Regions from separate parts of the Homo sapiens genome. Here all the other regions are linked to region 1. The links are chromatin loops, found by intact Hi-C in ENCODE. Cell type or tissue: endothelial cell of umbilical vein. All regions are shown on one strand. Each heading gives the region's core, and the rest is flanking DNA. Links, peaks and the distances in the headings are about the cores only.

The links. Hi-C counts contacts between places; a loop is a spot of excess contacts. Peaks named below come from ENCODE experiments on the same cell type or tissue, not always from the same donor. Only the 100,000 strongest peaks of a DNase experiment are listed, where the experiment ranks them.
Region 2: a loop joins it to region 1, with 5 times the contacts of the local background. A loop is called at or near these places in 2 of 110 quality-filtered maps.
Region 3: a loop joins it to region 1, with 6 times the contacts of the local background. A loop is called at or near these places in 26 of 110 quality-filtered maps.
Region 4: it touches region 1 in a loop (7-fold over the local background); 4 of 110 quality-filtered maps call a loop at or near these places.
Region 5: it touches region 1 in a loop (5-fold over the local background); 2 of 110 quality-filtered maps call a loop at or near these places.
Region 6: a loop joins it to region 1, with 6 times the contacts of the local background. A loop is called at or near these places in 3 of 110 quality-filtered maps.

Annotation. Positions count from the first base shown.
Region 1 is chr5:142,354,132-142,359,313 of GRCh38, forward strand. The region is part of intron 3 of SPRY4-AS1 (SPRY4 antisense RNA 1); the gene reads left to right. Among named protein-coding and RNA genes, the nearest start is that of SPRY4-AS1, 31 kb to the left of the region's middle. RefSeq lists enhancers at 929-1,730, 1,731-2,532 and a silencer at 2,570-3,219. In endothelial cell of umbilical vein, for the core only: no CTCF peak of the experiment used is centred there; a DNase peak (open chromatin) is centred at 2,950; H3K4me3 peaks cover 1,152 bases; H3K27ac peaks cover 2,297 bases.
Region 2 is chr5:142,469,841-142,475,022 of GRCh38, forward strand. No RefSeq gene overlaps it. Among named protein-coding and RNA genes, the nearest start is that of SPRY4-AS1, 150 kb to the left of the region's middle. RefSeq lists enhancers at 2,464-2,758, 4,660-5,182. In endothelial cell of umbilical vein, for the core only: no CTCF peak of the experiment used is centred there; a DNase peak (open chromatin) is centred at 2,651; H3K27ac peaks cover 1,571 bases.
Region 3 is chr5:142,423,596-142,428,777 of GRCh38, forward strand. The region is part of intron 3 of SPRY4-AS1 (SPRY4 antisense RNA 1); the gene reads left to right. Among named protein-coding and RNA genes, the nearest start is that of SPRY4-AS1, 100 kb to the left of the region's middle. In endothelial cell of umbilical vein, for the core only: no CTCF peak of the experiment used is centred there; DNase peaks (open chromatin) are centred at 2,916 and 3,186; H3K27ac peaks cover 2,522 bases.
Region 4 is chr5:142,294,959-142,300,140 of GRCh38, forward strand. No RefSeq gene overlaps it. Among named protein-coding and RNA genes, the nearest start is that of SPRY4-IT1, 21 kb to the right of the region's middle. In endothelial cell of umbilical vein, for the core only: no CTCF peak of the experiment used is centred there; DNase peaks (open chromatin) are centred at 633 and 2,233; H3K27ac peaks cover 2,642 bases.
Region 5 is chr5:142,190,639-142,195,820 of GRCh38, forward strand. It overlaps LOC107986455 (a long non-coding RNA gene), which reads right to left and starts at 2,423. Exons shown (of 3, transcript XR_001742907.3): 1 at 2,287-2,423. In endothelial cell of umbilical vein, for the core only: no CTCF peak of the experiment used is centred there; no DNase peak of the experiment used is centred there; H3K27ac peaks cover 2,075 bases.
Region 6 is chr5:142,199,337-142,204,518 of GRCh38, forward strand. No RefSeq gene overlaps it. Among named protein-coding and RNA genes, the nearest start is that of NDFIP1, 93 kb to the left of the region's middle. RefSeq lists an enhancer at 1,772-2,971. In endothelial cell of umbilical vein, for the core only: no CTCF peak of the experiment used is centred there; DNase peaks (open chromatin) are centred at 2,325 and 3,125; H3K27ac peaks cover 3,314 bases.

The DNA.
Region 1 (5,182 bases), core at 458-4,457:
GAACTGCACAAATGGGAAGGTGGTCAAAGGTGAAAAGGGCATGGGGTGGGCCCTAGAAGGGAGAGTGAGGAGGGTGGGGGAGTGTATCCTATCCTGGTTATTACTGGGGTACACAGGGAGTTCCTTTTCCTCCTCACCTTGCCAAATGTTTCCTCTGTCTGGCCAAGGCATACCTTTAACAATTTATGGGAATCATCTCTGAAAACGACCGAGAGGATTAGCACCAAGAAACATAAAAGTCTGTTTTCTTTGAGTTACAATCTCTCTTTTAAGACCTGAACTCTGGGCATCTAGGCCAGTCCGCTGCCTCTGTCCAAGATGTATGAGCAACCTGGGCTTATAGCACCCCATGCTCTTCTCTGGGTAGCTACTCTGCCTTATTAACAACCCCATTAGGTAGAAATTTGTTCCTTGCCACTGGAATGGCATTTCAGCTTACAGGATACAGACAAGACCACTTAATACCTGTGTGCCCTTGACCATATTTTGTGTCATCCCTGTACCCAGTTTCCTCATCTGTAAATAGGAATAATAATAATATCTAAGTTGGTAAGGTTTTTCTTTGTAACTTAAATTAGATAAAATACATATGTAGCTTACTTAGGGTATTATATAGCAGCTGCTAAGCACTCAATGAACGTGGATGATTATGCCCTGAATTGAAATAGCTCTTCCTGCACTTTATTTTTATTTATTTTTTTGAGACAGAGTCTCCCTCTGTCGCCCAGGCTGGAGTGCAGGGGCACGATCTCGGCTCACTGCAACCTCCGCCTCCCAGGTTCAAACAATTCTCCTGCCTCAGCCTCCCAAGTAGGTGAGATTACAGGCGCCTGCCACCATGCCTGGCTAAACTTTTTTTTGTATTTTTAGTAGATACAGGGTTTCACCATGTTGGCCAGGCTGGTTGGCCAGGCTGGTTTCAAACTCCTGACCTCAGGTGATCTGCCCATCTTGGCCTCCCAAAGTGCTAGGATTACAGGTGTGAGCCAGCGCGCCTGGCCTTCTTACTGCACTTTATTTTATTTTATTTTATTTTATTTTGAGATGGAGTCTTGCTCTGTCACCAGGCTGGAGTGCAGTGGCGCGATCTCGGCTCACTGCAACCTCTGCCTCCTGGGTTCAAGGGATTCCACTGCCTCAGCCTCCCAAGTAGCTGGGACTACAGGCGGTGCCACCACGCCCGGCTAATTTTTTGTATTTTAGTAGAGACGGAGTTTCGCCATGTTGGCCAGGAGATGGTCTCCATCTCCTGACCTCATGATCTGCCTGCCTCGGCCTCCCAAAGTGCTGGGATTAACAGGCGTGAGCCACTGCGCCCAGCCACCTTACTGCATTTTAAACCCAAACTTTAAATATCATCTAGGTCAGTGGCTCTTTTTTTTTTTTTTTTGAAACAGAGTTTTGCTCTTGTTGCCCAGGCTGCAACGCAATGGCGCCATCTCAGCTCACCGCAACCTCCACCTGCCGGGTTCAAGTGATTCTCCAGCCTCAGCCTCCTGAGCAGCTGGGATTACAGGTGCACGCCACCACGCCCGGCTAATTTTGTATTTTTAGTAGAGACGGGGTTTCTCCATGTTGGTCAGGCTGGTCTCAAACTCCTGACCTCAACTGATCCGCCCGCCTCGGCCTCCCAAAGTGCTGGGATTACAGGCGTGAGCCACCGCGCCCGGCCCTAAGTCAGTGGCTCTTAACCCTGGTTGTACACTAAACTCACTTTTGAAGTCTTACAGAAATGCCAGTGCCTAGGCCCCATTACCAAAGATCCTCATTCCCTTTGTCTGAGGTGGGGTCAGGGGTGTCAGTGTTTTTGAAAGCCTCCCTGGGAATTCTCATTTGCACCTAGGTTGAGAAGTACTGTATCTAGTTCAGTGTCTCATTTTCCTTATAGGAAGCTGTGAGGCCGAGAGATGAAAGGAAAGGCTCAGGCGATATAGCAAGAGCAGAAGGACCCAAGCCCCTTATCAAGGCTTGTATTCAAGGGGAAAATGCAGCCCTGGGGCTGCCCTTCACTCGGTCTTTGGGATGAGACTTCTGAGCTCTTTCCTGATAATAATGTTTGGACCTTTCCAACCCAGTTCTTCCTAGCACCCTTGCCTTTTCATCCTTGGATGCCTCAGGTCAGACCCCTCAGAGAGGTGTCCCTACAGAAAGCCGCTGTTCTAGAATGTGACCCATTAAAAAACTCATAGCACTTGTAGATGTGAAATAATCCTGTTCATTCATTTTTGAGAATCTAAGCCCCCTGTGGGCAGGAACCGTATCTGTGTTGTTCCTGCGGTGCGGGGGCTTAGAGTAGTGACCAGCACTTAGTAAAACATACTCATTAAATGACTGAATGAACGAAATCCCAGGAGGCCAGTTGAGTAGTTTTTTTTTTTTTTTTTTTTTTTCCTGGTCCCGACCATCTGATTCTCATTACTTCTACAGCTCGGGAAGTCTCTGCTTTGGCATTTTATAAACCTCCTGTGCGTACGTCGACATTTTAACCATAAATCCAGAGTTTTGGGACTGCAAAACTCGAGGCCAGGGGATTGGGGGAGGGGGATAACTACCCGGAGGTCCGAAGCCCGGCGGAGCTGCCCTGGGGTTGGGGGGAGGGACGGGAACCCTCGGGAGGACGCCCCTCCGCCCCCTGCCCACCCCCTCGGCGGGACATGGCCCCGGGCCGGGACGTCCTTCAGATTGGTGCGCCGCCGCCGCGGCCGTCTCCTCCCGTCGGGCGGGGTGGGGGGTGGTGAGGGACGCGATCCAGGTCGTGGCCTGGCGGCGGCTCCGGCCACAGCCCCCGCATTCCGGCCGCGCGCCCCCGGAGGTGACGCCTTGAGGAAGCTGTATTTTTTTGGGGGGGAGCCGCAGGGAACCGTTGGGAGAGGGGCCCTGTGTGTGTCCCTTTAAGAGCCGGAGCGCTGCCTCCGCCTCGCAGGCGCCCGGAGCCTCACAAAAGAACAGGATGTTGTTGATTTGTCACCAAACCACAGAGAGGAAATGATTGTAAATTTCCTTTAAACATCCCCACCGCGCTCCGGCCGCCCCCGCTTCCGCCTCCTCCGCCCCCGCCCGGTTCGGCACAGCGGGGCCTCAGCGCTCCCGCGGGGCGCCTGCTCCCCGGCCGGGCCACGGGCCGAGCGGCTCCTGGGCGCCTGCGGGAGGAGCCCCCGGCCCGGCCGCTGCCCCAGCTCGCGTTCCAGTTGCTTTTTCTACAGTTGCAGCGGAGGAAGGTCCTGGGCTTTTGTGTGAGCCCGCGCGCCGCCCTTCTCTCCGGGAGCGAATGGGAACCGCGCGCGGGGAGCTCCGTGCTGTGTCTAGGGAGCGCCTTAGCGCGCCATCCCCGTTTAGCCTCGCAGCTTCCCTGTAGAGGCAACAACCGTTATCTCCTTCGTTAGGGTCTGGAGGGAAACTGAGGCCCAGGTTAGTTACGTGAGCCGAAAGTCACCAGCTCTTGGAACGCTTTGGGGGCTCTTGGAACACACCATGCAGGTTTAGGTCACCCCAGACCTTATATTTGTGAATCAGTGAGCGACCGGAACATTCTAGAATCCCCAAGTCATCAAAAGTGGCAATTTACATTGCGAAGTCCAAAGCAATGATTGCCAAGTCCAAGTTTTTTCGTGGGGGAACGTCCCTCACCACTTCCAGCCGGGCATCCACTTTTCAGAAGCTGTTTGGGTCTCAGTTTCTACTTTCACTCCATTTGCTTGTAAGATTTCAGGAAGCCTCTGGTGGAGTAAGTGTTTGCTCCCAACCTGTGGCCCATGTTGGAGTGGTGTGGTCTGTGGTCTAGGAAAGGGCTGCCTTTGCTGTACAGAGTGTTCTTTTGGAGCAAGTAATGCTTATTCCGGCATAGGCTGCACTGGGCTTCTTGAACTAAAAGCAGCAGCTAATGTCCTAGACACCGCTGAACAGAATTCTCTCATTTCATCCTTTGACCAGCCCCAGGAGGTAGAGGTTGCTTTTCTCTTTAAACAGTTGAGGAAGCAGGTTCAGAGAGGCTGAGGAACCGGACCAGCTTGCACATTGTAAGTGGAAGACAAAAGACTCATTTAGTTACCACATTCTGATTACTGGTGATGTCTCTCTTTAATACTTTGTCTTATTACTCGCTTGCGGAGACAGGTGGTGAAGAGAATACAGGATATTTTTGTTGGGTCTTGTTACCTCAACTTCCAGGGAGCTCTGGGCCGGACTCCACTTTCTGGGAATAGAGTTAGGTGGCCAGTGCTCTCAGACTGGAATCTTCCCTTTGCCAGCCTTATGAGAGGTCCTGAGTGGCTTGGGGACTGAGGTGGAGTTCTTTTCACTCTACTTGAATAGGAAAATGGGCTCCTTTAAACGATTACCTGGAGTTGGATTTCTAAGGCTGAATAGCCCCAGTCCAATGCAAGCCCTTCTATTCAGATTTCTCAGCTCTAGGGGGCAATGGTAAGAGCTGGTGAGATGTATGGAGGGTTGACTTTGAATATTAAACGTGCGGTTCCTAACAGCTAATGTTTTCGTGTGCCTGCTATGTGCCATGCACTGTGCCAGGTGCTGTGCACGTGTTTTCTCATTTGATCCTAAGCCACGAAAAGTTGGTACCCAGAGAGGTCGTGCACCTAGAAATGATGGAGCAGGGGTTGGCATTTTTCTCCACAGAATCCCCTGTGTCTGTGCAAGAGGTCATCCAGGCACCCCAGAAATGAGACCACAGTTGCTTGCCTTCAATCATTTAGAAAGCCAAGAGGGTCCTTGGTGCGGGTGGATTTTGAGAGAGAAAGACAGTGGCCTTTGGCTCCTTTGTGCTGCAGCTGTCTGCAGTTCCTCAACTCTGAGGACATTTGTTGATGGATTTCCAGAGCGGACTTCTGTGTCTCCACCTGTCCTTTTTGCTTTTATAGAATGCCAGTCACTGGGACATCCACATCCTGACACTTGGGAGGGTGAACCATCTCCTTGTTTCCATTCCTCAGATGAGGAGCACAGGGCACCAACCTGCTAAGTTGTTGTGGGCACTGAATGGGCTGACTTGAGGCAGAGCAAAGCCACTGAAGTCAGGGTCCCTAGTCCCCGCCACTCAGTTCTGGGGAAGCTGGAACCATAGGGCAGGTCATCTGATGCCACCTGGTCTGAGTTTCCTGGCCTGTGAAGAACTTTGGTCTAGGTGGTCTATGAGGGCCCTTCCAACCATTATAGAAAAAATAGCTTC
Region 2 (5,182 bases), core at 439-4,438, 120 kb after region 1:
GAGTAAGAGATGGGGCCTATTTTTGCTCTGTCTGCCCTCCTTCCCAGGAGGCTGAGAAATAACTTGGACTGAGGCCTGCCCCATTGAAGAAGGCCTGACAGTTCTTTTTTTGCCCACTTGTCATGTTGTCTGTCTGTTCATTCATTCCCATTCATTCTCTCCAGGGTCCACCCTTACCCTCCTCTGGCTGGAGAGGACTGGGAGAGTGGCCTAGGTTTACTCCGTTCTAGGCATTGGGTCCGTCGCCCCATTTGTCTTGCTTGTTCTTCTTGCTGGTGTGTTGTGGTGGCTGGCTCTGGGTGGAGGCACAGATTTGGGTCTGGGGGTGGGCATTCAAGAAAACCCCTTGGGGCACTCAAGCCTCGCTAGCTCCAGTGAGGGAGCTCGCAAGCCAGCCAGTGTTGCTGGGGTTCTACTCAGAGCCAGAGGCCAACCAGCCAATAATAAGGTGTTACTTTGCCTTGCTCTGTCCTCCTTGCACCCCTTTCCCTTGGGGCCTCATGGGGAAGGGTGGCTGATTTGTGGTAGGATTTGGGTTTTCTGTGTCCTGGCCAGTCCCTTCATGATGCCCTGTTACTCTCACTCCTGCAGACTCTGTGTGCCTATGAGTGATGAGCAAACTTTGTTAGGTGAGTGGGGTCCAGATGGAAAATGATGGGAAAAACCATGCTAATGTCATGATGCATTGAACAGGAAAGCCACTGATGGAGATGAAAGCATTTGTGTAAAGTAGCCTGGAAGCCTGGAAAGGGAGGGGAACTGTGGGAATTGACGGGAAAGGGAAGTCAGAAGGCCTGGCTTCTAGATGGAAGTCCTGTTTGAAGGGAAAATTAGTGATGCTTAAAATACTATGTTTAACATAAATTAAAGGGGATTTTGACTAGAATCTGGAGTAAATCTTATTTGTCTGACACTTAAATCCTTGCTTCTAGAATGCCCTCTCCTTGCAAAATAACAGTATTTCAGGTTTTGGTTACAATGCTGTATGAATAGATCTTGGTTTAGAAGGGCAATTGATCAGCCCCATGTGAGAGTTATTTACAGTACCTTTCCTTTTAGTAACATCTGAAACAAAGGTTGGTTTTTTAAAAAGTCTTTGTAGCATTCCTGACAAAACTTAAGAGACTTGCCTGATGGCACCGCTACATGCAGTTTGGTTTGTAATCTAGGGACAGTTCCAGCATGCAGAGATTCAGAGTGGGTTTCTTTGTGGTTTGTCTGCACCTGCCGGAGATCTGGTGCACCTATTAAACTTACAAGGCAGCTATTAGCCACCAACTGACACCAAGATTATAGGTTAAACTCTGAATTGGTTTAAACGGTGTCATCTGTCCACCAGGGCAGAGAGCAAGGTGGGGGGCATGTGTTTGGCAAATGGTAGGAAGTCACTCCAGCCTGGGGAGGAAAGTCTGATTATTAGCAACGGTAACACACAAAGAGGAGCGGGGTTGGGGTGGGCTTGTTGGAAAAGCCTTGAACCTGGAGTCAGAGAGACCCAAGTGTTGAATCCTGATTGTGTAACTCTGGTAAGCCTCAGTTTGTCATCTTGAAAATGGGAATGATAGGCCGGGCACGGTGGCTCACGCCTGTAATCCCAGCACTTTGGGAGGCCAAGGAGGGCAGATCATGAGGTCCGGAGATTGAGACCATCCTGGCTAACACAGTGAGACCCCGTCTCTACTAAAAATAGAAAAAAATTAGCCGGGCGTGGTGGCGGGCGCCTGTAGTCTCAGCTACTTGGGAGGCTGAGGCAGGAGAATGGCGTGAACCCAGGAGGCAGAGCTTGCAGTGAGCTGAGATCGCGCCACTGCACTCCAGCCTGGGTGACAGAGCGAGACTCCATTTCAAAAAAAAGAAAAAAGAAAGAAAATGAGAATGATAATACCTGATTTACAAAACAGAATTCAATGAATTTGAATTCACACAATTCTTGCTGACGTTCACACAATTCTTGCTGACACATTCACACAATTCTTGTGACATTCACACAATTCTTGCTGACATTCTTGCTGAATTGTGACATTCACACAATTCTTGCTGACACAGTACCTCACACCTGTAATCCCAGCACTTTGGGAGATTGAGGCAGGTGGATCTCCTGAGGCCAGGAGTTCAAAACCAGCCTGGCCAACATGGCAAAACCTCATCTCTACTAAAAATACAAAAATCAGCTGGGCGTGGTGGTGCATGTCTGTAATCCCAGCTACTCGGGAGGCTGAGGCACAAGAATCGCTTGAACCTGGGAGGCGGAGGTTGCAATGAGCTGAGATCGTGCCACTGCATTCCAGCCTGGGTGATAGAGCAAGATTCTGTCTTAAAAAACAAAACAAAACAAAACAAAACAAAAAACAAAAAAAAAGCTACACCGAGCTGCCTTAGTAGAAAAATAGCAGCAGCAGCATTGAAAAGAGAATTTTGTACAAGTCTCCAGCCTGCTGAATAGGGTAATTGAGAGAAAAGTTAAGCGTGCAGCTCTGGAGTCACACAGACTTGGATTCAAGTCTTGGCTGTGATACTTACATATGCTCAGGGTGTGCGACCTAGGGTGACCTCTCTGAGCCACAGTGTCCTCATTAGGATCATGGTAACATACATATCTATAGAGTCATGAAGAGTAAATGACACTACAATACAGTGCTGGGCTCACAGCTCCGGAAATGCTCATAGGCTCCGGAAATGCTCAGTCACCTTCTCTGTTAGTCACCTTGTTCCATCAAGCAGCATTTTTTCCTCTTGCATCACCACTACTTACTCTAAACTGGATTTTACCCTGAGTAGGGTAAAATTTTTCCCCTCTTCCTACAAGTACCCCCAGAAGCTTCCTACAAGCATGCCCCAGACTTTACTAATTGCAGGCCACCTGCCCAATTTCTGCCACCATTGCCTGCCTCCTCCATTGTTATTTAATATTTCTTCAAATTAACTTTTTAATACTTAAATGCATTTAAAGAAAACTTCACATCACTATTATAAGCAAATAGCGAATAGATCTTTAAATAGAATGTCTATGAATCACCTAAAATCCTCATATGTGCTCTCAGACACATCCACGTTATACTTGGGGAAATACTGGTCTGGTCCTTTACTCTTTAAAGTGTGGTCTCTGGACCGCAGCCTCAGCATGCCTGAGAATTGTTAGAAATGCAGTATCTCAGACCCCATCCCATACCTCCTGAATGAGAATCTGCATTTTTAGAAGATCCCCAATGATGGACATACTTTTTTGGGGGGAATTTATTACATTTTTTATTGAAGTGACATTCATATGCACACTTTTAAAGTTTGAGAAGCAGTAGTCTAGGGGATCTTTAAAATCCCTTCCAACTCTGGTGTGTGCCTATAGCCCAGTGACTTGTAACTCTGGAGCAGAAGGATTGCTTGAACCCAGGAGTTTGAGGCCAGACTGGGCAACATAGCAAGACCCTGTCTCTGAAAAAAAAATTCTTCTAGTTCTAACAACAAAGGTCAACTATTGATATTACTCTCTCTCTTTCTGAAATCCAGATCCATATTTCCAACTGACATATTCTACTTCAGGCCTAAACCTTGCCTTTCCCCACCTCCTCATCCTTGTAACCTTAGAAGCATCCATCATTAACTCCTTCCTCCCTGTTCCCTGACATCAGTTCTTGCCAAGGATGCCCAACCCTGTCTCCATCAGCCTCTCTCTGTCCATTCCTATAGCTCCAATTGCACTTCCAGTCCCTTACATCTTAGTGCCTGGGCTGTCACCCTCTCCTTCATTCTCTTTCCTCCAACTCTTGACAGCTCTGTATTCTTTTTTTTTTTTTTTTGAGATGGCAGAGTCTCACTCTGTCTCCCAGGCTGGAGTGCAGTGGTGCGATCTCAGCTCACTGCAACCTCTGCCTCTTGGGTTCAGGCAATTCTCCTGCCTCAGCCTCCCAAGTAGCTAGGACTACAGGTGCCCGCCACCATGCCCAGCTAGTTTTTTTTTTTTTTTTTGAGATGGAGTCTCGCTCTGTTGCCCAGGCTGGAGTGCAGTGGCATGATCTTGGCTCACTGCAAGCTCCGCCTCCCAGGCTGGAGTGCAATGGCATGATCTTGGCTCACTGCAAGTCCCGCCTCCCAGGTTCACGCCATTCTCCCGCCTCAGCTTCCCGAGTAGCTGGGACTGTAGGTGCCCACCACCACGCCTGGCTAATTTTTTGGTATTTTTAGTAGAGACGGGGTTTCACCATGTTAGCCATGATGGTCTCCACCTCCTGACCTGGTGTTCTACCCGTCTCGGCCTCCCAAAGTGCTGGGATTAGAGGTGTGAGCCACCCCGCCAGGCCACATCCAGCTAATTTTTTGTATTTTTAGTAGAGACTGGGTTTCACCGTGTTAGCCAGGATGGTCTCGATCTCCTGACCTCATGATCCGCCTACCTCGGTCTCCCAAAGTGTTGGGATTACAGGCGTGAGCCACCGCGCCCGGCCCAGACAGCTCTGTATTCTTAAGGCAGCGTTGATCGTCTCAGTCCACTGCTCAGTTACCTTTAGTAATTCCCTATTATCTACCACATAGTAGCCAGGCTCCTTGGTCTGTCACTTAAGGCTCTCCACTAAGTGACTGATTGTGAGCTCTCACCTGCATATACCCTGAGCTGTAGATAAGTCAGAGGAGCTATTGCTTTATGTATGCAAAGCTTTCCTGCCCCTGCATCCTTGACTAAGGATTTCTCATTTCTGAAATGCATTTTTCTCCAACCTCCCTATTTGCTATCTCCATCTCTGAAAACTCTTAACAGCCTGAGAACCCTGCTCACATTTCACCCCCTCCCTGAAGCCTTCTGTGGCTCCCCAACTGCATAGCTGTCCTTACACGTCATAGCATGATGATGATCTCTGCCCAGAGGCAGTTACATTAGTACAAACCTTAACTCTTCAATTCTGTGTAGCAGGTGCCACTCCCAGTGCCACAGAGTCAATTTAATTTTCTTATAACTAAGTTTCTTTTCTGAGCTCCCCTTCTGCTTGTGAATATACCATCCCATTCCCCACCCTACTCCCTTTGCCTCAGGGCAGCATCTATATTCTAGAGGATTAGGGCCAAGGCAAGATGGGATCTCTTGCCTTGTGTCATCTGTCTATTTACTAGAATGCATGTCATCCTGTCCAGTCCTTAGTCACAGGGACTGGACAGTATGCTTCTTTGTCCCTTGTTTCCCTCTGCAAGACCT
Region 3 (5,182 bases), core at 555-4,554, 70 kb after region 1:
CGCCTGGCCCTGAGTCTCTTTTATTTATTTATTTTTACATAAGTCTCCATGGAACATGGTTTCAGGGATCCTCGTAATCCTGATAGTTTTTCCTAGTATGTCTGTATCCCTCTAATTTTGGTACCCAGAATCATGTACAAGCTAAAAAGCCACCTGACCAGCAGGAAGGGTAAGCTGTCTGTCTTTCATTTGACCCGAGGCTTCTTTCAGTTCTTCCTAAAAGTGTAATATCTGCTTTGGAAACCTTGGTACACTTAATAGTGCTGTCAGTTTGGAATGTTTATGTTGCAGATTAAAAAAAAAATTTAAACAGAATTCGTTGGTGTATTTACAGGGCTGGGGGCAGCAGGGTAGCAGTGTCTTCAGGTGAGACTTAATCCAAAGGCTCAGATTCCTTTATCAAAGATCCAGCTTTCTTTTTCCTTCTTTCTTTTTGAGACAGGGTCTCACTCCATCACCCAATCACCCAGGCTGGAGTGCAGTAGCAAAATCTTGGCTCACTGCAGTCTCCATCTCCCAGGCTCAAGTGATCCTCCTGCTTCAGCCTCCCGAGTAGCTGGGACTACGGGTACATGCTACCATGCTTGGCTAATGTTCTTGATTTTTTTTTTTTTTAAGAGTTAAAGTCTCATTACATTGCCCGGGGTGGTCTAGATCTCCTGAGCTCAAGCGATCTGCCCACCTTGGCCCCCAAAATGCTGGGATTATAGGTGTGAGCCACCGCGCCTGGCTGCCAGCTTTTTGTTCTCTCTCTCTCCACAGTCACCAGAGTCCTGAGTCTTTTTCACATGTACTACATTGAGTCTTTTTCACATGTACTACATGAGTCTTTTTCACATGTACTATCTTCCACCATCCTGGATGGTTTGTGTGGTTTCTGGACTATGTATGCGGGATCTGTTCCTGTTATTTATTTCTATAAAGTATCTTGTTAGTCCATTGTCCTGATTATACCATCTCCCCTCTCAGACTCCCTGCCTAGTTTAGGGTCATCTTCAAATCTGATCAGCATGCCAGCAAATTAATGATGTTGAACCAGACAGGGTCAAAGACAGAGCCAACGACATGCCCCTCAGTTACTCCTGCCAGGGTTGGTGTCACATCTCCTTTGAACATGGATGAGCATTTCTCAAAGCATATTCCTTTTTTTTTTTTTCAATATCCTCTCTTGAGGTCACCTTTGGCAGGCTATTGATTGATTGATTGAGACATGGTCTTGCTATATTGACCAGGCTGGCCTTGATCCTCCTGCTTCAGCCTGAGTAACTGGGACTACAGGCACTGGCCACGACACCTGGTTCAAAGCATATTCTGAAGAATACCAGCCTGAAGGATACTCAATAACAGAGCCCTGTGAGCAACACTGGAGACTCAGAAGGGTGAGGAAGGAGAAAAGGGTGGATAGTGAGAAATTACTTAATGGGTACGACATCCATTATTTGGGTGATGGATACACTAAAGCTCAGACTTAACCACTACACAATATATCCATGTAACAACATTGCACTCGTACCTCTTAAATTTATACAAAACAACCCCAAACCAACCAGAGCCCTGTAATCAAATATGTTTAGATAGTGCTGTCTACCGTAATCCCTTCTGGAAGGCTCATGATGCTTATGAGCATATCACAAACTCTGAGAAGAAGTTGTTAGATGTAATTTTCCAAACGTAACTGACCATGAGGCTCTCCCCTTCCCTGCCATGATAACCTGTATATAAATGTTGTAGAGAGCACAGTCTGAGCAGTGCTCATGTGGATATTCCACCCGTTAACATTCCATTTAGTTGTGTTATCATCTGATTTCCTCTGTCATTAACCACAAGGGTGAAGTGACAGATGACATAAAGTGCCTTGCTGAAAACTGGTGTATCTTGCCAGCCTATCACCGATTCAGAAGGGAGTCTGTCTTCAGTTGGACACGATGCACCTGTTGCTGCTCTCATCCTAAGTCTGCCAGGTTGGCAGATTTAGGCACCCTGGCTGGGTACTTTTCAGGTGTTCTGTTAAGAGCAAAACCCAGACAGGCCTGGAGGCTCTCAGGAAAACCCAAAGCCAGGGAGTGGCCTATCATCAACCACAGTGGTCATAGTAACTGAAATTTAATAATAGTCCACAGTTATTGAATTTTTACTTTGTGCCAGGCCCATAATACATACTTCCTCTCCAAATCCTCACAAGAACCAGATGAGATGGGCAATACGACATCCTTACTTTATAAATGAGGAGCCTGACGCATGCAGAGCTTAGAGAGGTTACTCAAAGGGATACAGCTAACAACAAATGGAGCCAACTGTCAAACTCAAGTTTGACTCACTCTGTAGTCCATGTGTTCATCAGATTCACTCTGTTTTTTTTTTTTTTTTCACAATCGCACAATCATCAGGCATTTATTAAATGTCAGCTTTGGGTCTGGCTCAGTATTTGGTGAAATTGAAGACACGACAAAATATTAATAGACACAAGGAATTGACACTTTATTTGGAGGAACTTTTGTAGTTCAACGGAGAGAATACTTAGCAAGCAAATAGAAGTGAGTGCATGAAAACAGAGTGCCAAATGCCACATAAGTGGCACAGGATATGCTTCCGTGGCCTGCTCAGACCTCAACGGCCAGATCTCTACGGCTTGCTTTTAGAAATCCACTTGCCTATGGATGCCTCACTCCCAGTCTTCCGCTTTGTCCATTCTCACAAATTCCCCTGTTTGTCTTTGTCTTCCCCTTGTGTGACCTCCGCTTGTCCCCAGGGGAAACCACTAACCTCTTGGCTCCTCAGTTCTCGGTCTGTGGTGAACTCCCCGCTGACATCCACAGCGCTTGGAGGTGACCTAGTTTGAGTGAAACGCTGGCTTTTCAGTTATATATCCAGTAGGCTGAGCTGGCAGCTTGTCAGCAGGCTCATGTCACCTAATGACTGTGTCAATTCCCTCCTTGCCTAGCTTCCTGCGAGTAAATATCCTCAGGATGCTCTTGGAATCCAGAAGGTGTAGGAAGCCTGTGAGGTGGCCAAAGAGAAAACAGGAAAAAGAAAGGGGGAGAGAAGCAGAGAGGGCCTGCTCCTCCCTGCCAAAGTCAAAAAGAACGCACACCAGGGAAGAAAATGCTCTAAAACAGAGAGAGAAACTTGTGATGAGGTATCTCCCTATAGAACAGTTTTGCTCGAAAGGACATTTGTTTTTAAACAAAAAAATTTTTTTTGGCCTAGTCCGAGCTCTCATTTCCCCCCTCACGCCATTCCTTCCTGTTTGGCGCTTTTCAAGTGGTATTACTTCTCATCCACAATAGTGACCTGCTGGGAGTCATAGCGGAGACATTTCCTCTCCTGTGGCTCTAGTTGTATTTTTAATCATCGACCTCCCCCCTCTTTCTTTCCCCTCTGGTTTTCTTCATAAACATTTTCTTAAGGCTGGGCAGCAAAGCCTCAGGTGTACCCATCACGTCCCTCAAAGCTTAGCTGTGTTTGGGGTTGATTTTTTTTATCCCCTCTCCAGGGGCTGCGGCATCCAGCATTCTGCACCATGACCTCCCTTTTGCCCAGTGAGCTACAGCCTTGAGTTTGGATGGTGCATACTCAGCGGTTTGGCTCTTGCAGTCGAGGGGAATAGTAATTCTGTGAGCTCATTCCCAGGGGAGCTACTCTCAAGATTCTAGGCCCTTCCAGCCCCGTTGGAGTTGGGTTAAAGGTTTCAAGTGGCGGTAGAGACGCTTGCCTGTCCAGCCTTGCCTGGGGCCACACAAGGTCATCTTGGGAGACTGGTCAGCTCCATGGTCCCCTCCAAAGACTTAAGAAGGCAATGTTTAAGTTGCACAAACCACCAGGACAGATGAATTGGTTAAGAGTTCTCTGTCATTTTCTCCAAACAGGTATTAATAAAACCATGGATTCATAATCCTGAAGTTTAGCCTCAAATTTTTCCACCAGAATACTGCTACTTTTACTGAATGTATATCTCCCAGTGTTGAGAAGCAATTCTTCCCTCTCTTTAGTCCTTCCTTTGATCAGTTCATTTGTTCACTCATTCATCCATCCATCTGTATGTTCAGTCGATAAACATTTGTTGAGCAGTTCATGGCCACGCACTGGGTAAACACAACAAACAAGGCCCTGCCCTTTTGCGGTTTATGGTCCATGGGAAGAGACCGCCAAGATGTAAAACAGGAACATGTGGCCATCCACTGGGAACCCGCTATGGAGGGAATGGTGAGGATGCTGTAGTAGAGAAGCAGAATGGGGAGGCCCATCTGAACTCAGACACAAAGGATGTGAAGGAGCTGACAGGTGGGGAGCTGGTAGGTCTACTGAACATTCCCTGCAGACGGTCAGCAGGTATGCACATATATGGCGGGGGGTGGGGGCAGGCTGTTAGGTACAAAACTTTAGCAGTCTTAATCCAATAGGACCCTTGGGGGAAGAATGTCACCATATCAACTACTCAACTTTTGAATGCCAGGGCCCGCCCATGGCAGACAAGAAAAAGATCCACAGCATCTGCCCCTATTCTGCGTACCCACCTGGCCCCACCAAGTTTTATATCCTTGACTGAGTCTGTGATGAACTGTCGGCAGATGTTCATGTGCTGTCTCTTCAGTCAGGTCTGTAATCTCTTGGCAAGCCCATTCTGTCACTCTCTCAGTTCCTGCTGTTGATCCATTCAAGGGAGTGGTTTCCTGAATCCTATCACAGTTTTATGGTACTTGGAGCCCAAAGTTATAACAAATGTTTGCATGATATATAATATGTTCCTTACAATATGCTCACTTATCTATATTAAAAGGTATTAACCACCATTCATAGCAAATGGAACTATGGCTCCAAGAGGATAAATAACCTACGGAGCTCCAGGCTGGTGAAGGAGAGGAGCTGGGAATCACTCCTGCGTTTTCTGGCTGTTAAGTGACTTTCTCACCAATTTGAGTTGCAATTACTGTCATGGATACCAGTTGGGTACAGTTTCTGTTTGGAGTCTTCTTGGGAAGGGATAGAACAGTCAAGAAACTGCCCCACTATCAAACCCACGGAATCCAAAGAATTTGCATCCACAAATCTCCTGCCTCTCATGAAGCCCATTCTGCTTGTCCCACCCTGGTGAGACTTTAAAGCTGATCCCTGAGCTGAAATGACCGGATGGAGTGAGCATTATGTATTATGTTGTTATTTAATAAAGGGTGTGTTGTTCCCT
Region 4 (5,182 bases), core at 406-4,405, 59 kb before region 1:
GTAGGAAATAAAGAAAGAAGCCAAGAATGAGCCCAAGATTTTTGGCCTGAGCTACCAGGTAAATTGAATCTTAGATGAGGAAAGCTGTAGGAAAAGCAGGCTGGGAGAGAAACCGAGACTTCGGCTCGGTTAAAACGCGTAAAAATACGCGTTTACGGAATGAATGAAAGCAGCCGCCGAATGCTGGGCACCCACCCTTCTCACGCTCTTTCATCGCAGTGGAGGGACATCTGCGGTTAAAATGGTTGAAAAGTGCTTTTTAGTCAAGTCTTTCTCACACACACGCCTCACCCCCACCCCTGGGTTCCAGAGAGAGAGGCCCATAGCTGTGTGACCTTCTCACTTTGTTTTTACACCTTTAACTTTGTTTTGGCAGCTTTGACCTGAAGGCAGCAGTTCCAACCCGGTTTGTATTCCTGGGTCAAGGAGAGGCTTCCTGCCTGGAACTCTTCCCCTGGCTCCCCTTGAAACCCCCATCCCTGGGCTTTTCTTTGTATGTAGATCACGGTCCTGTAGTCCCTGGCAAAGGCAGAGGTGGGTTGGGGGCCTGCAGGGCTGGGAAGTGTGAAGTTTCTCCGCTGTTAGAGGAAGCCCGGGTGATTCAGTGAGCTGGGCGCTATCTTTAGGAAGGAAAACATCACGTAGCGGGGGATCTCTATCCGGGCCATTTGTCTGCCTGCTCCCTCCCCAGGGAGGTCTTCCCAGAGGCCTGGCAGCCCCTTCCTGCTCTTGCTTAAGCCGTGTGACAGGCGTCTTTAGTTCTGAATAACTCTAGACCTGTAGATCCAGTTCATCCCCGTCTTGTGTTATTTGAGCAATTCTTGCAGATTTTTCTTTGGTCTCTTTTTTACGGTGTGCATGTGCATGTAAGGACTAAGTCCGGGAAGCCTGCTAGGTAAAACCACAGTGGAGGCTCAGACCCCCAAATTTCAAACCAGGTTTCAGCTCAAACATCACCTTCTAAGAGAGGCCTTCCCTGACCACTACCTGCATCATTTGCTACCTTGTTACCGGACTTAATTTCCCTGCAGCATTTTTTACTCTTTAAAATTATCCTGACCATCTATTTCTTACGTACCTGCTTCTTGTCTGCCTCCTTCACTCTAGAATGTATGCACCCTCCATGATGGTCTTGCTCCTTACATAGCCTGAGCCCAGGCCTGTGCCTGGTACATACTGGGCCCTCAGTCAAGGTTAGTTGACCTGGTTGACCTTGACCTGGTTGACCAGCTGTAAGGCCCTCGGGGAAGGCCAGTTAGCAGGCACTACCTCTGCTCTTGTTTGGATCTCTGCTAACTATAAGAGGATCTGAGTTATAATTTTTCCTTTTTCAGCTGTGGAGCTTCCCTGACCCTTTATCAGCAGGCAGTGGGGACTCTGGGGAGCTTTATCAACTCTATGCAAGAGAGAAAGCCACTTTTGTCCCTCCTTTTCCCCTCGAGAGCTTCTCATATCATCTCAGCCTCTGCCTTCCTGTGTCTCTCTAGATCTGTGCTCTCAATTTGTCCCCACCCCACATATCACTGTGGTTCTCCCCGTCTGCCCTCCGTTTCTCTATTTCTGTCTCCCTCTTCTCCTCCTTCTCCCTCAGCTCTATGTTTTCTTTCCTTTATTGAGTTCTTACCTCATGGTAAATGCTATACACAGACTCTCACTGACCTCTGACAAGAGTCCGTGTGAGAGAGGTCATTATTACCCCCATTTTCCAGATGGGGAAACTGAGACGTGGGGAGGCTCCTTTAGTGTCAAAGCAGTGCTTGCAGGTTGTTGGGTTTTTTCTTATCCCAAGGTCAGAGAAACTTGGGGAAGTCAGAGCTAGAAGGTGAGAGACAGCTATAAACTGCCTCCACCAGGTCATCTGTGTCATCTGCTAACTTCAGCAGATCCTTTTTGGGGAAGAGGTGGTAAGGCAGATGGAAATAAAGCTTTCTTCTTATTCAGTCTACCAGAAATATGAGCTCTTCAAACTTTAACATGGAGGCAGAAGGGCCAGGATGAATCAGGTTAAACCATGATCTCCCAGACTGCATTTTCAAGAGACGTGTGGGGCAGCCTTGGAAATAGCTACTCCCCAGCTCGCCTGGCCTGGATAAGTTATTGTTAAAGAGTAAAGGGAAATGATCCTAATGGATTCCGCTTCCGGCCTCCCCCACGGAGTGGGCTGGTAACCGTTATTTACAAGGCTGCCTTATTCATGGCCACTGAAGCTAGGAGAGGCAGGATGGAGACAGAATCCAACAAATGGTTTATTTATATCTACATCCCAGACCTCAAAAGGAAAATTCCCATACTTAGACATTCCTAGATGGCCTGCGACACAGGATATTTAAAGTAACAATGGGCCAAATTCTTGCTTACATTTTTGGCAGGGCTCCAGTCTGAAAGTCCACAAGAGAAAGACTTGGGCTGTATAACATGGAGGGAGGGGGGACTGTTTCTAATTTGAGACCTGTTTAAGATCTGACTTCCCCCTCCTTCCTGGAGTTACAAGGAAAATATGATTTTGATTTTAGAGACAACATTCCATGTGATCCACTTTGGAAGATTTTAGAAGTTGAAGCTCTGTGCCCTCCCCCTTGCCTTTGAGAAAAAGGGGGTTGTTAAAAGAACTAATAGAACACACTTTGAAAAACCCTAGAACTCCTCTTCCATTTCTTCTACCTGTGTCAGGGGTTGGCGAGGGGAATAGCCACTACCTATGGGCAGTCTAGTAGCCAAACCCTCTGAATGCTGCAGATGACCATATAGAGCTGAATATGGTTGTCTACAAAATAGTCATTGAGCCATTTAAAACATGTCTTTGTGACATTAGTTCCAAGGAAAATCTCAGGAAGGGTTTTTAATGGTGACTTATTAGCCTGGGCAACATAGCAATGTAAAAAATCAATTAAAAAAAAATTAGGGCCAAGCATGGTGGCTCACGCCTGTAGTCCCAGCTACTCGGGAGGCTGAGACAGGTGAATCGCTTGAACCTGGGAGGCAGAGGTTCTGGTGAGCCAAGATCACGCCATTGCACTCCAGCCTGGGCAACAGAGCAAGACTCCATCTCAAAAAAAAAAAAAAAATTAGCCAGGTGTGGTGGCAGGTACCTGTAATCACAGCTACTTGGGAGGCTGAGGCAGGAGAATCGATTGAACCCAGGAGGTGGAGGTTGCAGTGAGCCAAGACTGCACCACTGCACTCCAGCCTGGGCAACAGAGCAAGACTCCATCTCAAAAAAAAAAAAAAAAAATTAGCCGGGTGTGGTGTCACACACCTGTATTCCTAGCTACTCCGGAGGCTGAGGTGAGAGGACTGTTTGAGCTCAGGAGTTTGAGGCTGCAGTGAGCTATGATTGTGCCACTGCACCCCAACCTGGTGACAGAGTGAGACCCTGTCTCTAAAAAACAACAACAAAAAATAGTGACTTATTGTACTTATAGTCAAGGTGAATTTTTTCCCAATAACTTTATTGAGGTATGATTGACATATAAAAAGCTGTGCATATTTAATATATACAATTCAATGAGTTATGACCTTCCCAACCCTATGATAATTCTAAACACCAGCCTTGTAAAGAAATAGAAAAATGTACTAGCTCTGTAAGTTAGGAAGCCTTTGGCTGCCAGTCATAAACCAGCTCACCCAGCGTGGCGGCTCATGCCTGTAATACCAGCACTTTGGGAAGCTGAGGTGGGTGGATCACCTGAGGTCGAAAGTTTGAGACCAGCCTGACTAACATGGAGAAACCCCATCTCTACTAAAAATACAAAATTAGTCGGGCGTGATCGTGTGCATCTGTAATCCCAGCTACTTGGGAGGCTGAGGCAGGAGAATTGCTTAAACCCAGGAGGCAGAGGTTGCGGTGAGCCGAGATCGCCCCATTGCACTCCAGCCTGGGGCAACAAGTGCAAAACTCCATCTCAAAAAAAAACAAAATAAAACAAAGAAACTTCCCAGAAGTCCCCCTAGATTTCCCCTCACCTCCCATCGGCCTGCACTGCATCACATGCCAACACCTGGTACAGTCACATTTGATAAGACTCCTCTGGGTTTTACAGCTGGAGACGTGAATAGGGTTATTCTTCCCTGAGTCACATGGGAAGGGGGTGAACTCCAGAACAAACGTGGGGCAGCAATAAAAAATGAAGGATAGCTATCAACCAAGGTGTCTGCCACAGTGGCTGTGATCAAAAAAATGTGGAAGCAATGTAAATGTCTATCAGTGGGGGAGGGGTTCATTCATTAAAAGAAAAGAAAAAAGTACTGATAGTCAATATAGTGATAACCAATATGGATAACTAGGTAGTGTCTAGAACCTGCAGATAGAGCAGTGAATAAAACTGCCTTTGATTCAGTGGTTCACGCCTGTAATCCCAGAATTTTGGGAGGCCGAGGTGGGCGGATCATTTGAGGTCAGGAGTTCTAAGCCAGCCTGGCCACAATGGTGAAACCCCGTCTCTACTAAAAATACAAAAATTAGCTGGGCGTGGTGGTGGGCGCCTGTAATCCTAGCTACTCAGGAGGCTGAGGCAGGAGAATCGCTTGAACCCAGGAGGCAGAGGTTGCAGTGAGCAGATGCCAGCCTGGGTGACAGAGCAAGACACCATCTCAAAAATAAATAAATAAATAAAAAATAAGCAAATAAAAATAAAACTGCCTTTGAAGGGGAAAAGACAGATAGCAAATAAAGTAATGAGCACATGTGTGATATAATTGCAAATTGAAATAAGGACAGCAAAGGAAAAGACAGCAAAGGAAATAAGGACAGCAAAGAGAATATCAGGGCAGCCCAGGAAGGCCTTCTTACCTTCCTGAGGGTAAGAAGGAGTGAGCCGTGGGTAAGGGAGTGGAGGACTATGGAGTATTCCTGGCAGCAGCAAGAGCTTCTGAAGCAGGAAGGGCTCAGAAGCAGGAAAGGGCTGCTTAGCTTCTTGAGAGAGTTATAGGAGGTGTGGGAAGGGGCACAAGATAAGGGTGGGAGAGGATGGAGGTAGCCAGGGCTAGATTAGGTAGGGTCTTACAGGCTTCAGTAAGAAGTCTGACTTTATTCCTAAAACCAATGAGAAGGAACTGAAGTTTATTGTTTATTTATTTATTATTATTATTATTTATTTGAGATGGAGTCTTGCTCTGTCGCCCAGGCTGGAGTGCAATGGTACAATCTCTGGTCACTGCAACCTCTGTCTCCTGAGTTCGAGCG
Region 5 (5,182 bases), core at 453-4,452, 160 kb before region 1:
GATTATTAACCCTGTGTTATCTTCAGGCTCATTCCTTACTTATAAGGGCCTGTGCTTTCAGAGGACTCTGTGATTCCCAGTAAGAGAATGTCCTGCTCTTCAGTGAAATTGTGAGGCAGCTCTGAACTCTAAGCCCTGGGGCTGGGCAAAAAATGCCCTTTTAGTGGGAGGGAGTGGGCTACCAGTAGTAAGATGGCGGGTAAACCTCCGTTAAATGGCCTACTATTAACGTACATTTCAGGCTTTTTCCCTCTGCTATTCCCACGTTCCCAAGAGAAGAAAGGTAACAGAATATAGGCCATGGTAACTTTGATGGAATAGTCCAGGGTTTAATTCAAAGATGCTCACTGGTCAAAGTGGGTCCCACTGCTTTTCCAGCTTTTGATTCAAGCTTCAGTCTCCGAGAGTTTGCACACTAGTATGTCACACAGGACCATTTTGGTTATAAGACCCAGAAAAGCCCATGCCCACTCTGGCTTAATAACGAAGCAGTTTGGCTGGGCGCAGTGGCTCACGCCTGTAATCCCAGCACTTTGGGAGGCTGAGGTGGGTGGATCACAAGGTCAGGAGTTCGAGACCTGCCTTGCCAACATAGTGAAAACCCTGTCTCTACTAAAAATAGAAAAAATTAGCCAGACATGGTGGTGGGCGCCTGTAATCCCAGCTACTCGGGAGGCTGAGGCAGGAGAATGGATTGATCCCGGGAGGCAGAGGTTGCAGTAGGCCGAGACTGCACCACTGCACTCCAGCCTGGGCAACAGTGTGAGACTCTGTCTCAAAAAAAAACAAAAGAGAAAAGAAAAAAAGAAAAAAGAAGCAATTTATTGGATCATATACAAGGATGCCTGGGGGTGGGGATGAGAATGGAAGGGATTCAGGGCCCAAAGAGGACACACATCAACCCTGGACTCTCTCTTCCCTCTCTTCTCGCCGTAGACTCCTTGTGAAGACAAGATGGGGTGGCACCAGCAGCCCCTCAGCCTCAGGATCGAAGTCTAGCCAGAGAGAGTGCCCGTCTCTGGCTCTGCATTCCCAGGAAAGGCCTCTGTGGCCCATTGGCTCCCCTGGGGCCATTTTTCCTTTCCTGATCTAAGCCCCGTGGCCCAGGGAATCTGGAACAGTGATTGGCTTAGGCTAGGACGTGTGTTCCTCCCCATGGCTGTGTTTTGGAGCCTCACCTTGAGGGTGGCAGGGTGGATCCCAAACCAACCCTGGGAGCTGTTCCTGAAGGCAGAGGAAAGGATACTGGGCATGTCAGAGACAAAAGTGACTGTCCCTGGTTCCTCCCCAGAGCCTGTCACACAGTCATTCATTTAGAATGTAAAATCTACAGTGGAAGGAATTTGGGCCTCCTACCTGTCCTCAGTTAAAGCTAATTCATTTCCTCCCAGGACTAGTGTTAGCAAACAAAAAATCGTGGGTCGTCCAAGAACAATTACAAATGATCCAAAACCCTCGCTTCAGTCACGGGTTGTGGTCTTAGAGCTCAGCCTTCATGGAGGAGGTGATGAAAAAGCTGGATTCTAACCCTTCTTTGTCCCTCTCGCCCTTAAGGGGAGGTGTCTGAGCAGTGAACTGGCAACAAAGGGAGGAGTGTAGGAGCTGATGGATTGAGCCCTTTCTTTCAAAATGTAATTTACAGGATTATTATTTGTAAAGTTGATTATTGCAAATTATCCATGGGGGTCTAGGGTAAGGGTATTTATTGTCTTCAACCACAAGCCTACATAGTTTGGGGAAGCGAAACGTACTTCTTTTTTGTCAGGCTGGGAGAGCAACCCTGGGATGTGCTAACAGGCCCAATGGGGTCATTCGCTTCCTGTTAATCCTTTTATGGTTTACTTTTTTTTTTTTTAGAGAGAAAACTTAGGTTAAATATTTATTATACAGGAAAGGAATGCTGCTGCTTCCTCCTGCTTTTCCTGCTCTGTTGCTCATAATTGTTTAATAGGCAATAGCATGCAAATAGTATAAAATCTAAAAGGTACACAATGCGGTATGAGAAAAATACATGGCCCCCGGAACCTTTGTCCCCAGCCCCCTCCCCCACTGCCACCCCAGAGGCAGGCCCTGTTACCGGTTTCCATCATATCCTTCCTGAGATAGTCCATATATACTCCTTCTTTTTAATAGAAAATCGCACCACATACACATCATCTAAGGACAAATTATTATTTTGTCCTTTAAAATGAAACAATCAGAATTTTCCACCACTGTGACTTGGAAGCCCCAGAGTTAAGGCCCAGAGTTAAGGCCACAGACTTAAAGAGACAAATCAGTCCTCACCTCCAGCCAGCTGACCTGCTGACCACCAAGGCGTGCACGCTGTTTCCAGACGTTTACTTGCACTCGCGTATTCTCTGCCCCGCGGGGCACCCCCATTCACAGGGCCTGCACGCTGAACTGCTTCCTTGCACTTTTGACCAAAAATGGTCTCACTCACCATCATTGGACAAACTCCTCCTCACCTTATTTGCCGTCTGAGCTCCAAATGGCCTACGGTTTCCAGAAATAAAGTTGAAGGCTTGTCACCACTGAGGTTATGCCAGAGCTGATGGCTCAGAATCTGAAGGCCAGAAAACATTGCCAACAAGGGCAAGGTGCCACTGGGAAAGCATGAATGTAGTCCCTACTGTGTTCTTGGGCCTTGTGCTGGACCCTGAAGATAAAGCGAGAGAAAGTGCACAGTGTCCTTCCTAGCCTCGCTTAGTGCAGTCCCAGGGGGACGGGGCACAGGCGCTGTTGTAATTCAGTGCTCCTTATGTCCAGCTCAGTCCCGTTGGAGATGACCATGAATGAATGGCATTCACTTTTACAGACATAAGAGTTCTGCTGTTTAAAAAGAAAATCAATCACTCGATAGTCACATGTCTTACAATGCAGCAGAGAGATATGGAAATAGTAATAGTAATAATCCTCACTTTTCAAAAAAACTTTCTTTTTATTTATTTTATAATGACAAGGTCTCCCTATGTTGCCCAGGCTGGTCTTGAACTTCTGGCCTCAAGCAACCCTTTGGCCTCAGCCTCTCAAAATGCTGGGATTACAGTCAGGAGCTACCGCAACTGGCCCTCACTTGCTGATGAGGAAAAATAATTACTGTGCATAGGTACAAAACCCTGTACTTAGTACTTCTTCAGCCTTACTTGCTACCTCCCAAGGGCTCTGTGAGGTAGGGCTGAGTGTTGTCCTCATTTTACAGGTGTGCACTTGGCCTCAGGGAGAGGAAGTTAGCAGCTCCAGGTCACAAAGTTGGGGCATGGTGGCAGCAGCATTTGCACCCCGGGCCTTCTGATTCCAGTGCCCATGCATTAGGCCCTAGGCAAAACCACAGCCACTGGCACAGTGAAGCCACCAACCTGTCCTTTGGCAGTTTGTTCAGAATTTAAACTATTCGCCAGGCACAGTGGCTCACTCCTGTAATCCCAGCACTTTGAGAGGCCGAGGCAGGCAGATTAACTTGAGCTCATGAGTTCGAGACCAGCCTGGGCAACATGGCAAAATCCTGTCTTTACAAAAAGTGTAAAAAGTTAGCTGGGTGTGGTGATGCATGCCTATAGTCCCAGCTACTCAGGAGGCTGACGTGGGAGGATCATTTGAGCCCAGGAGGCAGAGGTTGCAGTGAGCCAAGATCACACCACTGCACTTCAGTGGTGATAGAGCCAGACCTTGTCTCAAATAAATAAATAAAATACTCTCTTAAAGTGAGCAATTAGTGATTTATAGGAGAAATCCTTTATTCCCAGGAGACAGGTAGACAGACTGAGCCCTCTCTGGATTCGCTCATTGTGTTCCGTAGAGAGGTAGCATCATTATTTAACAAAAAGAAACACCTCCGTTTATTTATAGTAGAGCTGTAACTTTTGTTCCCACCACTCTCAGTATGCATAGAAAGTGCAGCTTCTTTATTTAAGGCTATACCTGGTGGAAGCCCCCACCCCACTGCTACCCACTGGGTGGCTTGTATACATACACACACATGCCATTCTGAGCCTCTCTGGATGACATGCCTGTAGGGTGGACAGGGAAACTGAAGCTTAAAGAGCTTAAGTTATTGAATAAATCAAAATGAACTGGGCTAACAAAGAAGCTCATGGTAGACATTGATGAATTAGAGATAATTCAGGCCAGGTGTGGTGGCTCACCCCTGTAATCCCAGCACTTTGGGAGGCTGAGGTGGGTGGATCATCTGAGGTCGGGAGTTCAAGACCATCTTGGCCAACACGATGAAATCCCGTCTCTATTGAAAATAGAAAAATTTGCCGGGTGTGGTGGTGGGTACCTGTAGTCCCAGCTACTCAGGAGGCTGAGGCAGGAGAATTGCTTGAACCTGGGAGGCGGAAGTTGCAGTGAGCCGAGGTGGTGGCACTGCACTCTGGTCTGGGTGACAGAGTGAGACTTCATCTCAAAAGAAAAAAAAAAAGAGAGAGAGATAATTCTTTCAATTCTAAATTATTTTTATTATTATTATTTTTTGAGACAGAGTCTTGCTCTATCACACAGGCTGGAGTGCAGTGGCATGAACACAGGGAGCGGCAGCCTCAACCTCCTGGGGCTCAAGCGGTCCCCCCACCTCAGGACCACAGGTACATGCCACCACGTGCAGCTAAGTTTTTGATTTTGTAGAGATGGGGTCTTGCCATGTTACCCAGGCTGGTCTCAAGCTCCTGGGCTTGAGCAATCCTCCCGCCTCAGACTCCCGAAGTGCTGGGATTACAGGTGCGAGCCACTGTGCCCCGCCGGATTTTTTTCTTCTACAGATTTACTACATGCTGGCTAGATGTCCTTTGGCTGTCAAGTTCAATGTTCTCCTTAGATAGGTAAGCTTATGTTGATTTAAAAATTTTTAAATCATTTCATATTTTAAAATATTTATGTATTTATCTTTTTTGAGATGCAGATTCTTTTTTTTCTATCAGACAGACATTTCTCAGGAGCAAAATGTTCCTGGTTCATGGATGGAATTAAATATGTCAATATTTTATGATGCCTCATGTGGTGACCCCAAATCCAGCACGACCAGGACAAATCAGTCAAGAGGAACATTCCCTTAAGTGTGTTCCTTACAGCACTACTTCCAGGGTAAAAAACCTGATGATTTTTAAGAAGGGGCAATGGGCCAGGCATGGTGGCTCACGCCTGTAATCCCAGCATGTTGGGAGGCCGAGGAGGGCGGATCACT
Region 6 (5,182 bases), core at 738-4,737, 150 kb before region 1:
CTGACCCACGCTGGACCACTCAGAACCTCTTTCCTGAGAACTTGGAACTAGGAATCAGACTCTTTGGTTCCCATTGGTCTTTTGAACAGGAATAGGTAAGACAGGAGCTGTGGGTCATCATCACCATTTTCTGCTGTGTGCATGGGGAACAGAGGAAAGAGGTCTGCCAGGGAGAAGAATAGAGCAGGTGTGCGGCAGCAGCACTGACGAGCGACCATGTGGCCGGAGTCAGATAGAGGAAGGACGCCTGCCCCGGCACCGGGCGCCTCTCTGGGTACTGGTTCTTACTCTTTGTGAGACCCAGCTGCTCCTCCTGCCTTTGGGTTCTGAGAGCTTGAGAGCTACACCTGAATCCTTACAAATTCATCCTCTTATCCTCTTTGTTTAAGTTAGAGTGGGTTTCTTTTTTTTCATTTTTTTTTTTTTTTTTTGAGATGGAGTCTCACTCTGTCACCCAGGCTGGAGTGCAGTGGCGTGATCTCGGCTCACTGCAACCTCCGCCTCCTGTGTTCAAGCAATTCTCCTGCCTCAGCCTTCCGAGTAGATGGGATTACAAGCATGCACCACTGCACCTGGCTAATTTTTGTATTTTTAGTAGAGATGGGGTTTCACCATGTTGGCCAGGCTGGTCTCGAACTCCTGAGCTCAAGTGATCCACCCGCCTCGGCCTCCCAAAGTGCTGGGATTGCAGGCGTAAGCCAACGTGCCCGGCCTAGAGTGGGTTTCTATTTGCAACCCACTTGAGCCATGACTAAGCAAACTAAGCAAAACAACAACAAAAAAATGGTCCTTGGGTTGAATTCCCAAGTGTTTTTATCAGTATTTCTTACTGACTTTACTTTTAGAATATACCTGGAATATTGACCACTTCTCACCACCTGAGTCACCATCATCTCAATGGGACTGCTGTGATAGCCTCTCACCTGGTCTTCCTTCTCCTCCTGCCTCCCTACAGTCTGTTCTTCACTTAGCAGCCTGGCTCTCTCCCCTCTTTTTTACTTCCTTTCCTGTGCTTTCCCATCCCATTCTGACCAGATTGTTCTAAAAACCATTAGGACAAAGCAAGGCAGGCACCTAGTACACCTGGGAGAGACTGCTGTAGTCCAGAATGGGGTGTCGGAGCCTGAGTGGGGTAAGGAGGGTGTCTATGTAGAAAGACTGCCTGGCATGGGGAGTAGACAGGGAGGAGAAGGCATCTGAGGAGGAGGATGTCAGAGCCTTTGAAAGGTGAGGGACGTATCCACGTGGTGAAAGGGCATGCCCTCGTGTGGGAAGACAGAACCTGGGTGGGAGAGGAGAGTGTGCATGGGGAGGAGAGGCCTGGCGGCGGGTATCATAGTCTATAGAGAGGGAAGAAGTTGTCTACACAGAGGAAAGGCCTGGCATGAAGGATCAGAGTCCATGCAGATAGAGGAACATCCCCATATGGGTGTTAGAGAGATGAAGAGGGTGTCCACGCAAGAGGGCAGCTGGGCACAGAGAGTCAGAAGGTGAGAAGCGTGTCCAGGGCAAAGGATGATGATGGCAGATGGGTGACAGCAGGGAAAGTCATCAAAAAGTACATATATTAGGAATAATGGGAGCCAGATTTCTCAGAGTCAGAGAAGGGAGTTACAATCACGGAGAGGAACAGAACCTAAGTGAACCCTGTAATGTCGTGTTGGAATTGAGATCTATATCAGAACTCATGGCTTTCAACACATAGGTAGATGGATGAATAAATAAAACGAGATAGCAATGTTCACTAGCTCTGAGGGCCTGGGAAGAGTGACACACCTCACTAGCAATGAACACATCCAGCACCCAGATCTTCTAAATACCATTTTCCAATAGCAGGAACTAGGGCTCCTTGCAGAAATGACTGATTCCCATATTAAGGCATAGAAAGTGTAAGAAAAGCCTAGAAGATCCTGTTGTGTCAGAAAGCAAAAAAGTGCTAAAAAAAAATGATGAGGATATGTCAACACAGAAGCCAACTTGAAGGGGCTTCTATTAAGCAAAGCTGGGACAATTTAAACACCAAAATAAATTATGGTAGTAATGGTTATAACCCATTGACTGATTTAGGAAACCATGACTCCACACTAATATAAATAAATAAATATTTACATAGTTTCAGATAGTCTCTCCAGAAAGCATCTATTAATTTCAAGGGGGAAAAGGGTAACTTTTCAGTGAAGAAGTCTGGCAGACATCACCTTAATCAAGTGATCAAAGTGAACGTCATCAGCAATGGGACAAATGGAAAGCAAGGCAGGAAATGCGCTAATAGGATGTGGGAAGAACACAGCATCACTTCTCTGATATTCTTGCCAAAGATGCATAACCAGGATTGAGTCATGAGGACTAAGTTGAAAGACATTCCATGAGAAACTGACCTGTGATCTTCAAAAGTGTCAAGGCCATGAAGGCTAAGGAACTGTTTCACATTGAAGGAGACTGAAGAGATATGATGACTAAATGCAATGTGTGATTCTGATCTGTCTCTAGGCCAGCTGGGGCTCCGCTGCTCTCTGCTAGCATCTGTGGGTCTTGGCTCCAGGTTGTGGCTGAGTTGAGGTCTGTACCACATGTCTTTCATCCCCCTTGGATCAGCAGATACCTGAGGCATATTCTTTTTATTTTTCAGTTTTTGAGACGGAGTCTTGCTCTGTCACCCACGCTGGAGTGCAGGGATTGCAGGCGCATGCCACCATGCCTGGCTAATTTTTGTATTTTTGTAAAGACAGGGTTTCACCATGTTGGCCAGGCTGGTCTCGAACTCCTGACCTCAGGTGATCCACCCGCCTCGGCCTCCCAAAGTTCTGGGATTACAGGAGTGGGCCACTGCGCCCGGCCACCTGAGGCATATTCTATTCATGGCCAAAAAGTAGGGCAAGCCCAACTGCACAATCATATTTCAAGTTTCAGCTCACTTCACATCTGAAATCTGTAATTAGCATTTAACACAAGTCACAAGGCCAAGCCCCAATTCAAGGGTGAATGGCACACTTTGCCCTCCCATGACCATGGCAAAGGTATGGATGTGTGATACTGCTGCAACAGGGCAGTGAAGTATTGAGATTGATGATTCAACCTACTACACTCTCTGTGTCCCTTAGACTTTTTTGAGCATACTGTACAGTCTGGGAATTCCTATGTTGGGTACGTGTTAGTGCCAAGTATACTGCTGAACCCAAGGAAAGTGCTTATCTTGACTAATTGATTGTTGTCAAATGTTTCTCTATCCTTGTTGGGGGAAGAGACTAAAACCACTGCATCAATGCTCCCTATCTACATTGGTTCCAGGCAGCCTTCCTACAATTTGGACCTACTTCCTAAAATGTAAGATATGCAAACTTTTTGAATCATCAGCTTAATTTTTCTGGAGAACTAATTATAGATATGGTTTAAAAAACAAACAAATATGAACAAGAGTGCTTATTATAGCATGGTTTGTTAGAGGAACAAAGTGGACCTTCCCAAAGGTCTCATATAGGAGAGAGGCTAAATCACATTGCCATTTTCATGGTGGTTAAAAAGAATAAAGAATGAAGTATCATTATGTATTCTCAACAGTTCAATTAGAGCAGTAGAACCACTAGGAGGTACAGTGTGTGTGTGTGTGTGAGAGAGAGAGAGAGAGAGAAAGAGAGAGAGAGACGGAGAGGAAGAGAGAGAGGGAGACAGAGAGAGAGAGAGATGGGGATTTGACTTTAAGCAATCGGGGAGCTGGCTAAACTGTCTTGGGAAGGCTGTTACCTTCTCATCTGACACTGGAGCTTGGCATCCACACGGCAGGAAGAGAAGAGGGATGTAAGTAGGGAAGAGTGAGAACCAGCAGGAGCCCACAAGATCCACAGGAGTCTCTCTCCACCTCCAACTTGTTGGTACAAGTGTCCTGCGGGAGCAGCTGACCTCTTCCTTCATCACAAAGCCAAACACACACCTGGCGCAGGAGATGGAGCTGCTGAAGGAGGACACAGGGCAGGTGGAGCAGCTGCAGCCGTCAAATGAGCAGCAATACAGGATATCCAAATCTCAGCCTAAACGTCTCTTGGTCCCCCCTAACTGGCCATATACAGGGAAGACAGAATCCAGCCTTCCCAAATGGATGCATTCCAATGCCACCACACTGCTAATATGGAAAGATTTCCAAGATATATTTATGTGTAAGAAATGCAAGTTTCAGGGCTGGGTGCGGTGGCTCATGCCTGTAATCCCAGCACTTTGGGAGGCCAAGGCGGGTGGATCACCTGAGGTCAGGAATTCAAGACCAGCCTGGCCAACATGGCGAAACCCTGTCTCTACTAAAAATACAAAAATTAGCCAGGCATGGTGGTGCGCGCCTCTTATCCCAGATACTCGGGAGACTGAGGCATGAGAATCTCTTGGATCTGGGAGACGGAGCTTGCAGTGAGCCAAGATCGTGCCACTGCACTCCAGCCTGGGTGACAAAGTGAGACTCTGTCTCAAAAAAAAAGAAAAAGAAAAAAGAAATGCAAGCTTCAGGCTATTATGGAGAATATGTTTTTATGCTGCCGCAAAAATTATTTTTATCTGTACACATATAGGTAGGTACATACATAGAGACAGATTTGGAAAGATAAACACTGACCATGGTCACCTCCAGAAAGGGACTGGAACTGGGGAAGAGGGTGTCAACGGGACTTTGTGTTTATCTGGATTCAAGTGCAATTGAAGGCAAACATAAAAAGCAAAAAGAAAATCCCCTCTGTGTTAGTGTCTTCTCAAGTCAGGGGTGTTTTACTTCTCTGCGAGGACCCTCATTTTTAGTTCTTTCAAAATGAGCAATGAAGTAGATTTCAAGACACTGTGAGGTGTGTGTAGATGGTCAAAGGGTTGTTCTTGTGGTTTTCTTTCTTCTCCGTTTCAAATTGTTAACAGTACAGCGAAGCTTTACCACATTGCTTTGGCCTTTTGCTCCTGAGAGGTGGGTGAACCCCCAGGGCTCCGCCTGCAGCCAGTTGGGCATTGGGGGAGGGGTGGTGACCCCTCCTGGGCAGAAATCAGCAGAAGTGATGATGTCCAGTTGGAATGCCAGGACCTCCTGCAGGGGTTGAGGAGGCAAGTCCCTCTGCTTTCTCAATAGTGATGCTACGTGCCAGATATTCCTTCTAAGAACTTTGCTAGTGTCATGGACTCCAGCTGGGGCACTACTGGGAGCCTGCCCTCTGTGGAT